2 separate regions of the Homo sapiens genome follow, and region 1 is linked to region 2. A link is a loop called in an ENCODE intact Hi-C map of the cell type or tissue named here. Cell type or tissue: Caco-2. All regions are shown on one strand. Links, peaks and the distances in the headings refer to the core of each region. The heading gives the core; the rest is flanking DNA.

The links. A loop is a pair of places that touch in the nucleus more often than their neighbours do. Peaks named below come from ENCODE experiments on the same cell type or tissue, not always from the same donor. Only the 100,000 strongest peaks of a DNase experiment are listed, where the experiment ranks them.
Region 1: a loop joins it to region 2, with 11 times the contacts of the local background. A loop is called at or near these places in 7 of 110 quality-filtered maps.

What each region holds. Positions count from the first base shown.
Region 1 is chr5:25,762,493-25,771,614 of GRCh38, reverse strand. No RefSeq gene overlaps it. Among named protein-coding and RNA genes, the nearest start is that of TRK-CTT9-1, 430 kb to the left of the region's middle. In Caco-2, for the core only: no CTCF peak of the experiment used is centred there; no DNase peak of the experiment used is centred there.
Region 2 is chr5:26,323,559-26,332,680 of GRCh38, reverse strand. No RefSeq gene overlaps it. Among named protein-coding and RNA genes, the nearest start is that of TRK-CTT9-1, 130 kb to the right of the region's middle. In Caco-2, for the core only: no CTCF peak of the experiment used is centred there; no DNase peak of the experiment used is centred there.

The DNA.
Region 1 (9,122 bases), core at 361-8,360, 560 kb after region 2:
GGAGTACAGTGGCGTGATCTCGGTTCACTGCAACCTCTGCCTCTTGGTTCAAGTGATTCTCCTGCCTCAGCCTCCCGAGGAGCTGTGACTACAGGCATGTGCCACCACGGCCAGCTAATTTTTATATTTTTAGTAGAGATGGGGTTTCACAATGTTGGCCAGGATGGTCTTGATCTCTTGACCTCATGATCTGCCCGCCTCAGCCTCCCAAAGTGCTGGGATTACAGGCGTGAGCCACTGGCACCCAGTACCTTGGCCCCTTTTAGCCACAGCTGAAGCTGGAGTGGCTGAGACACAAGGAACCATGTCCTGAGGCTGCACAGAACAGCAGGGTCCTGGGCCTGACCCAGGAGACGCTTTTATCCCCCTAGGCCTCCAGGCCTAGGATGGGAGGGGTTGCCAGAAATGTCTCTGAAATACCCTGCAGGCATTTTCCCCATTGTCTTGAGTATTAACATTTGGCTTTTCTTTACATATGAAAATTTCTACAGCCTTGAATTTGTCCTCAGTAAATCCTTTTTTTTCCCTTCTACCACATAGTTGGGCTGCAAATTTTCCAAACCTTTAAGCTCTGCTTTCATTTTAAGTATACGTTCTAGTTTTAGGTCATTTCTTTGTTTGTGCAAAGTAGCATAGCGTTTTAGAAGCAGCCAAGACACATCTTGAATGCTTTGCTGCTTAGCAATTTCTTTGATGAGATACTCTAAATCATCACTCTCCAGTTAAAAATTTCACTGATTCTTAATGCAGGAGCACAATGCTGCCAGTCCTGTTGCTCCACCATAGCAAGAGTGACCTTTACTCCGGTTCCCAATAAGTTCCTCATTCCCTTTGAGCACCTCATCCTGGACTTCACTGTACCTGTCACTATCAGCATTTTGGTCACAATCATTCGACAAGTCTCTAGGAAGTTCTAAATGTTCCCTCAACTTTCTGTTTCTTCTAGTCCCTCCAAACTCTTTCAACCTCTGTGCATTACACAGTTCCAAAGTCACTCCTACATTTTCAGGTTTCTTCATGGCAATACCTCCCTCCCAGTACAAATTTTCTGTATTAGTCTGTTCTCATACTGTTATAAATAGCTACCTGAAACTTGGTAGTTTATAAAGAAAAAATGTTTAATTGATTTGCAGTTCTGCAGGCTGTACAAGAAGCATTGCTTGGGAGGTCTTAGGAAACTTACAATCATTCAGAAAGGTGAAGGGGAAGTAAGCACATCTTCACATGGCAGCAGGAGAGAAAGAGAATGATGGGAGAACTGCTACACACTTTTAAACAACCAGTTCTCATGAGAACTCACTCACTATCATGAGAATAGCAAGAGGGAATTGACTCCCATGATCCAATCAACTCCCACCAGATCCCTCTCCCAACATTGGGGATTACAACCCAACATGTGATTTGGACAAGGACACAGAGCCAAACCATGCCAAATAACATTAGTTACTCCCTGAAGTGCCTATCTTCCCTTTTAAGAAACTTATGTTTATTTCAGTATCATACACTCCTATTATTATATAACTGTAAGAAACTGTTAAGAGTGTGAAATTTTATTCCACTTCCATGCTGACAATTTAACTTGTCACAGTTTAATGATGCTGGAAGAAAACCATACTCCTGGGTCAGGGATCAAGACATCTTATTACTCACAAAAATAGTAACTGATATAGTTTGGATGTGTGTCCCTGCCCAAATCTCATTTGAAATGTAATCCTTAGTGTTAGAGATGGGCCTAGTGGGAGGTGATTGGATCATGGGGGAAGATTTCTCATGAATGATTTAGCACCATACTGTTGGTACTGTCCTTTTGATAGTGAAAGAGCTCTAGTAAGACTGGTTGTTCACGAGTATGTTGCACCTCCCCCTACTCACTCTCTTTCTCCTGCTCTATCCATGTGACATGCCTACTCCCCATTCACCTTCAAGCATGATTGTAAGTGTCCTGAGACCTCCCCAGAAGCCAAGTAGATGCCAGCAGAATGCTTCATGTACAGCCTGAAAAATCATGATCCAGTTAAATCCCCCATTTTTTGTATAAATTACCCAGTTCCAGTTATTTCCTTATAGCAATGTGAGAACAGGCTAATAGAGTGATGGATAATATATTAGTGGTTCTAATTTTTAGTGTTTCTTCAAGCCTGGTTCCCTAACAGTGACATTGTAGGATAATCGGTCATGGTGGTGGGAAAAGTTATAAGAAAAATTATAGGGAAAGACCCAAACCTTCTTGGAAGGCTGAGAGGTTTTACAAAAGCTCTGGGAGAGAATTTTGGCTGAAGGCAGCCAAATTCTCTTATCCGGAGGCTGAGAGCAAAGGGCACATAACAAGAGAATGTAGAGGAACTTATCTAGATACATTTGCTTACTCCTGTCTCCAGAAACCAACCTTTGATCATTTGCATTCAGGATTGCTCTCTACTTGGGGGGTTGACAATGTTTATTACCCACAAATGGTGTTTGCTCCAAGTCTTTGTCATTAAATCTGTACTAAATAAATGCAAGCGGGGCCGGCTTGTCGGGTGGCACTCTCATCAGCAGTGCTAAGCTGTGCAGTCCCCAGGCATGCTATCAGGCAAAATACCTGTGTCAGCATACTTCTTTCATCCATTGCTCAGCCAGAGTCTGTGGGACAGACTCAGCATGACATGAAGAAGGCAAGATGGCACCTGTACACACGCAGAGTTGCATTACAGAAGCTTAAAGAATTTGAATCTTTTGGAATGGGCAATAAATATTCTTAATATTCACTTTAGTAGAAAACATTAGCTTTGTCACCAAAATCTGTTCACATACAAGCATCCTTGAAAAGATAGTCCATGAGAAAGGGTAATTAGGCCATCGCTCAAAAGACACGCAGTAATATGATAAACTATGGAGAACTGTCTTCCAACAATTGTATGTCTTCATGTTTTCTAGTATTTCTTCTTCAACATTAATATGTTAATTACACGCAATATACAACATGAAGGTTTTTATATAACCCATATATCTACTTAACATGTTCCATCTTTAGCTTCGTGAAGATATTGATTAAAAAGTTATGGCACCTCTTTTAATGTTTCTGTGTACTAATTTTGTCAAATGTATTATTTTTCATTGTTTTGGATTCATTCTTTTTTACCCTTTTCATGGATTTTGTTTTCCTGCCTCTTTATATCCCTGGTAATATTTCACTGGATACCAGACATTGCAATTCCAATTTTAATTTATACAGATATTTTTGCATTTCTTTAAATACTCCTGAGATATTTTTCTGGGACTTAGAAAAGCTAATGGGGAGCTTGATCTTTTTAAATCTTGATTTAAGATTTCTCAATGAGGCCCAGACCTTCCTTTAAAAAAAAAAAAGAAAGGAAGAAATAACTAAATTTCCACACTACTGAGGCAAGGCCTTTTTTAGTACTCTAACTAATGCTACCTGAATTATGAGGTTTTTCATTCTAGCTGTTGGGACCAAGCTCTATTCTTGGCATCATCTGTGAGTTTGGAAGACTGTTTTCCACAGTTATTTTAGTTTGCTTTTTTTCTCTGCCTTAGAGAGTTTCCTTAAATACATGTACTGATTAGCAGTCATCTAAATACTTAAGGAATAGTCATAATATATTTGGGGATATGTAAAGTTTTTTTTATCTGTGAACCTATTTCTTCCATTCTATCCCATTTACTTTAGTTACCTTGGCTTCTATAAAGCTCCATCTCATCATCTTAGGGAGATTTCTGGGCTTTGTCTGGCTTTGATTCCTTGCTCTGCATCCTAGAAAATTTCTCCAGTCAGTAAGCTGAGGGTATTTCTTAAGCTCACTTCAACTGTTTTCTGTCTTTCAGGGATACCTGTCTTTATTGCCTGATATTTAATATTTTGAGTACTATTGTCTCATATATTTTTAGTTGTTTCTGCTGAAAAGGTACATCTGGCCCCTGTTACTCCATCTTGCCTGAAAGGTGACATTCTAATTTACATTTTGAAAGTTTAAACATTCCTTCAATACTGACATCAAATATTTCCACCACTACCTAGCTTCTTTACCAATCAAAGTTGGAGATAATTTTCCCCCTCTGGGCACATGTAATATTTTGCATGTAACTGGAAAATTTCTACATTAACTTATATAATTTTATATTTTGTCCATTCATTTCAGTTCAAACTACTGCATGTTGTGAGGGCAGGTTTTAGTCATTGTCCACAAAATTTACATGTAATAAATTACCAATAAAATGTCAAGGTGAAAAAAAGTGATTATGTAATTATTTCTAATCATTAGGTGATAAATATAGAAACCAAACTATCCCTGATCTGGCAATATCCAATTAATGAAGGAAACATAGAAAATGCATTTAATAAAACAAACTTAAATGTGGTGCTCCATCGTCAGAGCCATTTGAGTTAACATTATGTTTTTACTTTGTCATATCTCCTAATTTTCTAAATCTTAGCTTTAATATTTCTTACTTATATAATAGAGATTAGAATATTTTATGCTTCATAGGCATTTGGGTTGATTAATTAAGTTAATGCATACAAAAAACAGCCTGTACTTTTGAACAGGACATTTTGAATATATTGAGCTATTATAATAGGCTATGTTGGGTGTAAATGATAGAAAAAAGTAAAAATCCCTTAAAACTCAGGATTGTGTGCATGTATATATGTGTGTATGTACATATGTGTGTGTGTGTGTGTGTGTGTGTGTGTATATATATATATATATAAAATATTTATGTCATGTAGAATCCAGAAGTCAGGAAGCACCTTAGTTGGTCATTTCAGCAACTCACTGATGCCATCTAGGGCCAGGTTCTTCCCATATTTTATCTGTCCCCTAGTAGCACATGGGCATTCATACTCAGGTTTGTCTACTCATGTTCACAAGTGGCTGTCACAGTTTCATTATTTGTGTTCTTATCCAAAGACTGCAAGTGTCAGGGGAAAGAATGAGTTTCCCTCATGCTTTTTTCCTTCTTTGCTATTCTAATAAACCTTTCTTAAGAAATGTCACCCGACATTACTTTGTGCAGCATTGGTCAGAACTTCTTACATGCCTATTCCTACCCCAAACACTTACAGCAACAACAAGGTGCAATTTTCTTGTGAAGCTTAAATTATTGTGACTCAGCTCTTCCCTGATTTGCTTGGTTTAAGGGGAATGAATAAAATCAAGTAGGAAGGTTGTGAATAGACAGGCCATTGCTATTCATATATATACTTTTTTTAAAATAAAAGGCTAAGTCAAGAAAATAGCAAGTAATAGCATCTGTTTTAAGAGACACAATGTGACAGAAGCATTTTTTCTAACATTTTACTAAATGTCAATGCTTTTTATTATTTTCTAACCTAACACAGACATGATTAAAATACCCTGGAAATTATGTAAGGTAAATATGTCTTGCATAGTGATATACAAGAACTATAAAAAAAGCTCTAAATAGCACAATCAGAGAGAGTTTGAATAAAATGTGTTTTGAAATACATACATTTTGGTAAATCAAAAACTATCTTGATAAAAGACATCTAGTTTTCCATCTTGGCTTGGTATTATATTAATTTGCTAAGGCTGCTGTAACAAAAAACAGACTATGTGGCTTAAACAATAGAAATTCATTTTCTCACAGTTGTGGAGGCCAGAAGTGCAAGATCAACGTGCCTGCAGGGTTGGTTTCTCCTGACGCTCGTCTCCTTGGTTTGCAGGTGACTGCCTTTTCACTATGTCCTCACGTGGTCTTTTCATGCACATTTCTTGTGTCTCCCCCTTTTCTTCTAAGGAAACATATTTTGGACGAAAGCACCACCCTTATCACTTCATTTAATCTTAATTACCTCTTTAAAAGTTATCTCCCAATATGGTCCCTTTGGAGTTTGCTCTTTTACATATGAATTTTTGGAGAACAAATTTTTTCCTAACAGGTATGTTTCTCTAGGATGATTGAGGTTGCTACCCATCTGCAAATTATGTTTTTTTTGCCTTGTTCTCACATTCCAAATTATGTTTTGTCAGCCCACAATGCACAGAAAATTCATAGGTGGATGGGGTGGGTTGATCTTTAGGAGATTATACATTACATATATATGTGTGTGTGTGTGTGTGTGTGTGTGTGTGCACGTATTACACATATTCCAAATATAAATATATATATATATATATACACATCCCAAATATATAAATATGTGTGTGTAACTCCCAAATCTACATATAAATGGAAATTTTTTTGAAAATAATTTAATTATACAAATATGACTTTTAAATCTCTTGGCCTAGGAAATATCACTAGTAAAAACAAACTGTGATACATTCAATCCTTTCATTAAAGATGTTATTATGGTGAGAAAGAGCGCTTAGATATCAGAATTTTAGTCTTGAAAAGCTGTCACGAATGCTGCATTTTTTCCCAACATTGTTATTAATTTAAGACATTCTGAACAAAGATGCCTGAAACAACTTTCTTGCAAAATTAATTTGGTAAGAATTAAATCCAGAAAGTATATGTCAAAATAAAAATTACAAACCACTGCTTTTCTCCTGACTGCATTTAGCAGTAAAGTATTAAATGGAATATTAAGAGCAACAATTAATGGGCTTAGTTTTTAAGCTGTCTGGTGGTGTGTAAGATTCACTACTTTATTGGCTATTAGAAAAATGACCAAATATTACTTTAGTTATTCTAAGTGACTATAGAACTGCCTGCTCAGCAATAGTGGCAAGAAGTACTTACTGAGCACTAACAGTTCTTACACTTTTATTTTGGAAAAATTACAATGTCTCAGGATGAAGTTTATTTAGTTTGAATAACATTTTTAAAATAGTATTATATTTTAAATGAATCTTTACAACTAAATTGTTTCAAGTCTAGATATGTTTGAAAAGTCATTTCTAACATCCCTGCTCCAGGATAATCAATCACATGAAAATGTTTATTTAATAATTCCATAAAAATGCTAATAGGAAATAGATCCATGGAAGGTAAGAACATTGCAAGAAAAACCTGCTGTTTTAAGGCAAATATTCTCCATAAGAAACAGCAATACATTATAAAACATACTATATTTGTTATCTTTTCATTTAAAAAGTATATAATATGCGCTTTGAATAAAATGTACATGTTCAGTGCACGTGAGATGACTGAAGAGGGGAGGACTTTTAGCAACTGGTGTCTGAGCTCTACAAGGTAGGAAGGGTAACAGAATATGAAATAATGGGAAAAGAATCCCGTCTTTAATGCAAGCTGCTGGCTGGATGTACTACAACACAACAGAAGGCTTTCTTCCAGGTTGTAGGAATTCTTTCTTTCGTTTAGTAATCTTAACTCTTCAGAAAATAACATGCCACTCTCTGTGGTCACAAAGCATTTCCTTTTTCTGTCTCTTAATAAAGGAGCTCTGGGATCAAGGTGATAAGACTCTTTATCGAGTGTTTTAGTGGCATAGGAAACAAGGGGGGCTATCGTTGCACCCTGCAGACGTGTTGTTGTGGTGTAAGTGCCTCTACTACATCAGCTCCACTGGACCTACTTTACTACATTCTTGTTTCAATGAGGTCAGACAACAGTAATTTGTTATGAGGGTCATGGCAGAATTCTTCTTCTAAACACTAGAAAGAATGACTCCTTTGTCAATATAAATTCATCCTAATGCATTTGGTCTCCCTGTAGGCTGTATTACACACTTGAGGGAACTCTTGTGTCACATTCTGCCACTCAGCATTATAATACCTTTTCATCTTGCTTTAGATTCACCTCTTTATAATAGAAGAGAACACACACACACAAGTAAAAGATACATTCGTTTTCATTTATTTTTCATATTGTACTTTTCAGACATTATCAAGATTGAACATCAGAAGAACAGGCATACTAACACAAACATTCCAAAGGACAGGAATAGAACACAACAGAAATGTTTCATTAGTAATTCAGCTCGTTCATATTTTTATCCCACAAAATTTCTTTCTTTAAATCTTTATAGATTTTTTTTCCAAATCAGCATGCATATGTAAAATCTGAAAACTGAAGTGGTAATCTCCCCCTCAAAATTGTAAACTGATACAACCAAATAAATACTGATTTCAGAATTATCTGGCTCAATATAGATATATTGTTCCATTTTATTAATATTATTCTAAATTTCCTATGTATAAAATTATTGCAGTTTCTAAGGTTTTATATTTAAATGTTATAAAGTAATCAGAATGAATGCATAATAAAAACTAAAATCTACATTACAAAGAAATTTTTGTTACATATGCTCGTAAACATTTTTTTCTCATCTCTTCACTCATAAAACAAAAAGACTTTGGGATTTTTGGAGTCTCTTCAAATATTTACTTATTTTTTATTATTTTTTCTATGTCACCTTAGCTTATTAAATCTTCACATTAGCCCTCCTTCCCTCTTCACCACCTGAAAAAAAGGTAAACATACACAGACTAACACATAATTCACAACTGATAAAAGATGGGTTATAAATGCTGGCTTTCACATTGGAGGATGTGATTCTTCTTTGACTCTTCTGAGAAAAAATTGAGGGTCAAAAAAAATTGAGGGTCAAAAAAGATTAGGTTTGAAGTGTTTGTGGGCTGCAGCTTTAAAAAGAAGGTTAACTTAGACAAACTGTAAAAAAAATGCTTTTCTCAAAAATCTGTATACATTAAAAGAAAAGACAATCTTGTTCTCAATGGGTCATAATACCCAGAGGCAGACAACCTTAGACAAGATGTTAAACACAGGTCATTTGTTTAAGATTCAAAAACACTGTACTTTTCTTTTGTCTGAAACCTACACTACATTTTAAAAGATCTTGTTATAGCAAGTACCTTTTAAATGTCTAAAATTGAGAGATTAACTCCAATTCCAAAATAGTCACTGATAATGTTCTTTGCGATACAAATCAGCACCAATGAATTAGTTCTCTGCTACTGTGCAATGGAATGTAGTTTAGAGAGCAAAGTGATGTATACATGTGCTTTCATTGAAACACTGATCGTGGAAGAATAGCTGGTGGATGCTGGGCTTAATACCTGGGTAATGGGATGGTCCTTGCAACAAACCACCATGGCACACGTTCACCTATCTAACAACCCTGCACATCCTACACGTGTACCCCTGAACTTAAGATAAAAGTTGGAAATAAA
Region 2 (9,122 bases), core at 502-8,501:
TTTGCCCTTTTAAAAATGATGAATAATTTAAAATATTTTCAATGTGCGGTGGTGAATTGATAATAGATAATGAATGAATGAAGTAACAAACACATTTCAGGGCTGGGTTCGGTGGCTCATGCCTGTAATCCCAGTACTTTGTGAGGCTGAGCCAGGTGGATTACTTAAGGTCAGGGGTTCGAGACCAGCCTGGACGACATGGTGAAACCCATCTCTACAAAAAATACAAAAATTAGCTGGGTGTGGTAGCACACGCCTGTAATCCCAGCTACCAGGGAGGCTGAGGCAGAAGATTTGCATGAACCCAGGAGGTGGATGTTGCAGAGCTGAGATCACGCCACTGCACTCCGCACTGGGCGACAAAGCGAGACTGTTTAAAAAAAAAAATCAAAGGTAACACTATTATATATATTAAATTGAAGGTTTTTAGTGATTTTGTGCATGACCTGGATGGATCTCAGAGTCATGATGATAAGTCATAAGAGCATGCAATTGCATCTAAGCAGCTTAGACCCGAACATGGGACATTGACCAGAGCGATTCTTCTGAAACTGCCATGCTCCTCCTCTGCCTGTATGAGGCCTGATCCAGAGATTCATATGTAAATGATGCTGTGTATAAGATGTTAGAGGAAACACCTTTGGAGGGGTATAGCGACAAATTTCCTTTACCACTCTATATCTTCAAGAATTTTCCATCGTTTCTCTTCAATTTCACCTGGATGTGTTTCTGTTCCAGCATTCCACAAACATTGCCTAAAATGTGTGTGCTTTGTGCTTTCTTTGCTAAATGTCAGACCAGTCGAGGCTAGGTTACCTGTTTTCTCATTTTAGGAGAGAGCTTAGGACTTTTTATATTGAAATGATATTCAAGAAAACTTTTGCATGGCTTCACATGGGATCAAGATTATATTATTCACATGTAAGCACGGCTTTCTATGGCAAATGTATAATACATGAGTATTTGAATTAATAAATTATTTTTTGTCATGGAATAATCATCAATGTAGCACATTCTTGAAAAGCTCCATTACATGTTCAAAAGCTGTTTCAACTTCTGATATACTATAGTTCTATGTTTTGGCTATAAACAGGATCAGGACCCTCAAAGTAGCTCATGTGTGCAATTTGGAAACTATTATTTTTTGAAAAGTATTCAATAACTTAAATTACTTTCTAAAAATTATCATATGCCTCTAGGTTTCCAAAAGACTAAAAGAATTCTGCTTTTAGCTCAATTTTTCAATACCTATTTTTTTTAAGTTAAAGGGTATTTTTTAAAGTATATTCATTTTCCAACGGCTCGATCATTTTCTTTTCCCCTAAGTAACATATGGGTTCACAGGCATTTGATCACAATTTGCTAATTTCCTCTGTGTTGATGACAATTAGTTATTATTATTCCCTATTGGGGTAATCAAATTTTGATTGCATGTTAGATATCTACAATGTTAGAATTATATCTGCTTTTATATTATATTCCATAATGGATTTGCTTATTTAGCCTAAAGATATAGTCTACTGTTATAATTGGCAATTAAATTTGTTTTCAATAACCCTCAACTCTCTTTTTTCATTTCTTTTTCTTATACTACCAGTTTTATTATCTTTATGCTTCTTTTCAGATATTTCATTGGTTTGTAAAAATGCTTTCTTTTTAAGTTAAACAAAATTACCATTTATAGAAAATCTCTTAATATACCATAACCTACTTGACCCATTATCCTTGTTGAAATATGAATTTTACTACAGTTTTCTTGTGATCATTACACAGTGCCATTCAGAACATTTTTAGAGTTTCTTTTTCAAAAAGCAACAAACAATAACATTAAAAATGTCAAAATAAACACAAACAGTAGAAAACAATAAAACATACCTTCAAAAAAGGCAAAAGGAGGAAAATTTTCTAAAGAACTGAAGTCAGAGAAAATAAAATATAAAGTGGAAAGGAGATTAAAGATGTACTTTTAAACTTCCCAAAGGAAATATATTTGCTATTTTACTAATCACTGTGAGCCTGCCTAAGGAAGATAATCATATATTCATATCTCAATCTTTTTGAGTTTTATTTTTACCTCATTGTGTAGAAAAATGAAATAACCTCTTATAGTATTAGTTTTACGAGAGAAACTTGAAAACTATATAAAAGATACACCATCATGCTCACACACAGACACAAACACACACACATGCACACACAAATGCACACACACAAAATAATGGACTGTTCAGAGCAAATAGAGCTATTGGTAATTAAACTATGAAAGTCATCTACTACTTCTGTTTTCCTGGAATTAAATCTTAACTGAACTGAGCAATTTTTAGTATATTATTTAAGGCTATTCACAATTACTACTTTACTTTATCTACAATGATATGTTGTGTAATGTGATGTAAAAGGCATGTGTATTGGTTAGTGTTTGAATCAAAGTGCTGTCTTCATAACCTGGAAACCCATGTACTAATTTACTCTCATTTGTATGAGTTTGAAAATTGGACTTTATAGAAAATTTAAACATCATTAAAGAGTGTACTCACATTCTAGGGAAAGCTGGAATGAGCTAATTTGAGTGCATATTCTGCATATATGCATCTTATGTTTCAAGATTAGTGAAAGAAGAAAGCCTTAATGAGGAGAAAGCTACTTTTCTGCCAGTGATGCAATATCAGTGAATAGTATTGTTAGCCAATTACTCGGGAATTTTATAGAAAAATATATTAAAATTAGGATTGAATATATAGTTCAAGCACATATAATAGTTGTATAACAATGAAATGTGTATACTATCACCCATTCTTAAAATATAGTGATTCAAGAGGATATTTCCTTTGCTATTTTTCTTTACTGCTTGGTCTCTATTTTTAATTCCTCTGGGTGATTTTCCCACTGATTCTCTCTTCCACTAGATGTCAGGCAAGAGGAGGGAGTGGTAGTGAATCTCAAACTACGACTACAGTTACTTTTTAAAGTGTTGGAAATTGATGACTAAACATAGCTAAAGTGAATAGCGATCAGGCATATGGAAGATAAAATGCTCCGATAATTAATTTGAAATAATATTAATAACATCAGCTGCAGAAGGAACTGTATTCTCTCACAGTAATTCCAATCTCTGTTTTATCTTCCTGAGGGAAAAAAAATTCCCTGACTGTTTAGCAAGTTTAGTTCCACTTATGCTTTCCTAAAACAACATGCACTTCTCCTTTGTAGCATTCAACACAATTTTAATTGAATAATTAATTTTGTCAAGGTTGACTGAATGCATATTCACTACCTCCTTTCAAATATAAACCTTGTGAGGTAGGGACTAAGTCTGTTTCGTTAATTGTTTTATTCACAGACTGTAGCATAATACATTGGCAGATAGAAAACTTTAAAAAAAAATCATGCACTGAAGACATGACTAAATAAAAGGAATAAATATGAAATAATGAACAGATGAATGATGATATGAAGTTATCCATTTCTAGCAGGAACATATTTCATTTTTAGATTCATTGTTCAGGCTCAATTTATTTATTTCTCTTAAAAACTTACAAGACTCGTGAGAATGCTCTGGCCTCTTTAGTAGACTAGCTATAATATGATGGTTAAAATATCCTTAGAAGGAAGCACTAATGACACTATTGATACATAATGGATGATTCCCACAATAAAAAGGGGCACAATTTAGAAACGCATATTCTACTTGAGAACATAAATATATGAGTGATTTGAGCATATTATGCATGTTTTTACCATGTGATAGTTTATTATGTTACATGCCAATTCCTCTAGTGAGCACTTAAAATGCACAACAGAAGATGACTTATCATCCTTGCTTCTCCTTGCCCAATTCGTGTTCCATGCTATTGAATTAACTACTTCTTCTCCCTAGAAAAATCAATCTCCCTCATTCTTAATGGACGTGAAGATTTTCTTACTTACTTCTCAGGAAACCTCTACATGCCACCTTCTCAATAAATCATCCCCCAACTCCCTAGGTATATAATTGCCGGTTCTCTTTGTTCCCATGCACATTTATGTAAGTAAGATCTGCAATAACACGTAGCAAGTTTTATTGCAGCTTATAGCATATATGCATGTTTCTTGCCAAGTATTAAATGCCCTCACAAAGGGAACCATATTTATTATCTGTAGGCCTTTGCAGAGTAATACAAGTTAGATACCTAGTAAATATGTTGAATAATTTAATAACATAATAAACTGAGTATAAAGTGAGGGAAGGTGAAGAGTTTTATCATTTAGAGTAGGTACTGAAATAGCATAATCAATTAAGGATTCAGTCCCATTAAATTAGGTAATCTGAGTATAAGTCAATAATCAAATTTTAAGCATTGCCTCTTTCTTTTACTTCCAAGATCAGAGATTCAGCTATTTACTTTCAGGGCTACGGCATATCTTATTTTGCTAGTTTCCAGGAATAATTTGTCTTTGCTTCATGATGTCATATTTCATTTTCCTCTGATACCTTCACTATCTCACATCAGAAGTTTATTCTTTAGAAATCTTCGTTCTTTTTCACAGTTCTCAACATTTAGATCGTAACATACATGGATGCAATTCATCAATCAATAATTAAGTTAGCATTAGTGAATTCTATATTTTTATCTTATTGCCTTTACAAAATAGGAAATTTGAAGTGGGTTATTTCTGTTCACAATAATCTAGTATTTCTTACTTACAGTAAATTCCATTATGACAATTGAGAGTAGAATGAAGAATGGAGGAGGAACTTCTCTGCGAAAACAAATAATTTTGTAAGCTTTTTCCTCAATGCACTAATTAAGTGGGAGACCATGGATTTCATTAGGAAAAGATGTTATGGCTGAGGCTGGTCACTGGAGCACAGAAGTTCAAGACAAGCCTGGGCAACATAGCAATACCCCATCTCTACAAAAGTAAAAAATAAATTAGGCAGGAGTGGCAGCATACAGCTATGGTTTCAGCTACTTGGGAGGCCGAGATGGGAGGATCATTTGAACATGGGAGGTCAATGCTGGAGTGAACTGTGTTCACACCACTGCACTCCAGCCTGCACTCCACTTATTCCAGAGTAACATTCTGTCTCAAATTTTAAAAAAGAAAAAAAAAGGAGGAGAGAGAAAGAGAGAGAATATGGAGCCAGGCACATATCGTATCCTATCTCAAATGTATTTTCAGTGCCTTATTTTTACAATTTAACTACATCCACATATTGAAGTGTACTCTAGTCTTTCCTGATAAAATAAAAAGCAAAACATATGAAAACATACAAACACAATAACAGTGTCTGTTTATATCTCACACTTTTTTCTCCTGTTACTAGCCCATTTCTTTCCTCTTAAGTTCTATACTCATGATCTTCCTTTCATAACACTTACAACACATCAATAAACCTACATTTTTATCCCTAAGGTTATCATTGACTTTCATGTTGCTAAATTCAATAGACATTATCAGTTTTCATTCTCGGATTATTTTCACATTTTTTTACGGTGGAATTTTCTTCTCATTCTCTTTTGACTCCTCTACATTGTGTGCGTGCGTGTGCACGAGCACGTGCATGTGTGTACCAATGCATGTGAATGTGAATTGTGTATATACATGTAAGGTTTTCTTCTTTTTTTTCTCTTTTTTTTTTTTTGGAGACCAAGTCTCGCTATGTCGCCCAGGCTGGAGTGCAGTGGCATGATCTCGGCTCACTGCTAGCTCCACCTCCCTGGTTCACGCCATTCTCCTGCCTCAGCCTCCTGAGTAGCTGGACTACAGGCACCTGCCACCACACCCGACTAATTTTTTGTATTTTTAGTAGAGACGGGGTTTCACCGTATTAGACATGATGGTCTCAATCTCATGACCTTGTGATCCGCCTGCCTCAGCCTCCCAAAGTGCTGGGATTACAGGCGTGAGCCGCCGCGCTTGGCCTATACATGTTAAGTTTTTAAGGATAATATCTGTTCTGATAAATCTACAACAACAAAGGATAATGTTTAGCATATAGATACCACTTAGTAAATGTTTATTAAGTGATTTGCTATAATGTAAATGATGGCAGCAATGAGCAGTGGCTGCTGCCAAGACACCAGCTGCAGTGGGGTAGGTGTGGCTGGGCTGCATGCTCCATGGAGCGGGCGGGAGCTGATATCAAGCGGTAGCCTCACCCTCCTGGGTACAGCTATAGAGCCACGGCTGCGGACCCGGGCATCTCTGTACCCTGCCCCACTTTCAGGCTCAGAGATGTCTGCTCCCATTGCCTGACTTCTTCCAGCTCCTGGCACCAATCTTGAAGGGAGGTTGGTCCTGAATCCAGGTGTTTTCACAGCCTGGCCGGGTGTACACATGTTTGGGGTAGCGCTGACACGCAAGCTCCCCGCTATGTCGCCCCCGCCGGACTTTGGGTGCTGATGAGCATGTGAGGGAAGCTGAGGGGAGGTGAAGGGCAGCTCAGTGCTGTACTGCAGGTGCCGCTTCACGTAAACAGCCTGGGCTCCATGAACAGCGGCAAGAGACAGACAGGCTCCTAGGTGGAAGGGGACGTGTCCCTAATAAAGCTCCACCTTCAAGCTGGGAGGACTTGAATCCCAGGGCAGGCTGCGGGTCCTGCGGACTAGAATGGGGACTTGTGGGGTTTTTTCAGGGCCCACCATGGCCACCCATGGACCAATCGGCATGCACTTCCTCCCCTCTGAGGTCCATAAAAGCCCTGAACTGAGCCATACTTGAGGACATGACAGGATGGCAAGCTGTGGAGATGAACCACCCACTCCAGGGTCTCTTCTTTGCTCAGAGTTGAACATTCTTTGGGTCACCCTGACAGCAAAGAGGAGCTATGCATTGTGGGTCTCCTCTGAGCTGCTCAATAAAACTCCTCATTGCCTTGCTCACCCTCCACTTGTCTGCGTACTTCATTCTTCCTGGGTGCAGGACAAGAACTCCGGCACTGCCTACTGGCAGGGTTAAGAGAAATGAGACACAAACAGGGCTGAAACATGCCCCTTGCTTGCCACGTTGTGGGTGACAAGAAGGAGAGAAGAGAGAAGGAAAGAAGAGCTGCAGCCCTACAGGGAGCTCAGACCTGGGAAATCCCCAAGCCAGTGCTTCCGGAATTGGTGGGTTCTTGGTCTCACTGACCTCAAGAATGAAACCGCAGACCCTCGCGGTGAGTGTTACAGCTCTTAAGGTGGTGTGTCTGGAGTTTGTTCCTTCTGATGCTCGGATGTGTTCGGAGTTTCTTCCTTCTGGTGGGTTCGTGGTCTCGCTGGCTCAGGAGTGAAGCTGCAGACCTTCGCGGTGAGTGTTACTGCTCATAAAAGCAGTGTGGACCCAAAGAGTGAGCAGTAGCAAGATTTGTTGCAAACAGGGAAAGAACAAAGCTTCCACAGGGTGGAAGGAGACCCGAGCGGGTTGCCACTGCTGGCTGGGGCAGCCTGCTTTTATTCTTTTATCTGGCCCCCACATCCTGCTGATTGGTAGAGCCCAGCGGTCTGTTTTGACAGAGTGCTGATTGGTGCGTTTACAACCCCTGAGCTAGACACTAAAGTTCTCCACGTCCCCACAAGATTAGCTAGATACAGAGTGTGGACACAAAGGTTCTCCAAGGCCCCACCAGAGTAGCTAGATACAGAGTGTGGATTGGTGCATTCACAAACCCTGAGCTAGACGCAGGGTGCTGATTGGTGTGTTTACAAACCTTGAGCTAGATACAGAGTGCCGATTGGTGTATTTACAATCCCGGAGCTAGACATAAAGGTTCTCCAAGGCCCCACCAGACTCAGGAGCTTAGCTGGCTTCACCCAGTGGATCCCGCACCGGGGCTGCAGGTGGAGCTGCCTGCCAGTCCCACACTGGGCACCCGCACTCCTCAGACCTTGGGTGGTCGATGGGACTGGGCGCCATGGAGCAGGGGGCTGCTCTCACTGGGGAGGCTTGGGCCACACAGGAGCCCATGGAGGGGGTGGGAGGCTCAGGCATGGCTGGCTGCAGGTCCCGAGCCCTGCCCCCCGGGAAGGCAGCTAAGACCTGGTGAGAAATCGAGCGCAGCGCTGGTGGGCTGGCACTGCTGGGGGACCCAGTACACCCTCCGCAGCCGCTGGCCCGGGTGCTAAGCCCCTCATTGCCCCGGGCCGGCAGAGCCGGCCGGCTGCTCCCGCCGGCTGCTCCCGCCGGCTACTCCCGCCGGCTGCTCCGAGTGCGGGGCCCTCCAAGCCCACGCCCACCCGGAACTCCAGCTGGCCCGCAAGCGCCGCGCGCGGCCCCGGTTCCCGCTCACGTCTCTACCTCCACACCTCCCTGCAAGCTGAGGGAGCCGGCTCTGGCCTTGGCCAGCCCAGAAAGGGGCTCCCACAGTGCAGTGGTGGGGTGAAGGGCTCCTCAAGTGCCGCCAAAGTGGGAGCCCAAGCAGAAGAGGCGCCAAGAGCGAGCGAGGGCTGTGAGGACTGCCAGCACGCTGTCACCTCTCACCAGGGCTGTGAAACCCTCTTTGGGGTTCTGTGGTTACTGGTGATTCCAAGGTTTTGGCGCCACTGCATTCTCTGGTGCCAACTGTGAAAGGTGTTTGAGGTACGGCTGGTCCAGCAGCAACCTTGCAGGGAGCTGGTGCCCATGCCTGCACCTGGAGCTTCCACCCCACTGCAGCAGGCATGCCTGGATGTGCGCAGTGGCCAGACCCTGCGCTCGCTCATACACCCTTCGCCACTCTGTGCCTGGCTCACCTTTGGTGGGCATTGGATTCAGGCCAGTAGCGCAAGCCAAGTGCGACCTGCCAGGCCAAGTGGGTGGACCAAGCCCCGCGGGGCCAAGCAAAACTCAGGCAAAGGTGCCACTGACCGCAGAGGTTTCTGGCTGGCAAAGCAACACCCCAAGTATCCCATGACGTAAATACATAAATTATAACTATTTCGATTTGTTGATCTTAAGGTACTTATAGAAAGAACATCTATTTGAAATTCTAAAATACTTTGTAAATTTTTCAGAAGAATAAATTACTTAGGAAATAATCAGAAGGGGGAGTTTGTACGTTTCCCATCTTAGAATTTGAAAACCATACCCCTCTTACATTGTGTGTGTGTTTGATAACTTTCAATTATTGAATTTATATGAAGATGGTCCCAACTTATGATAGTTCAACTTACTATTTTTCT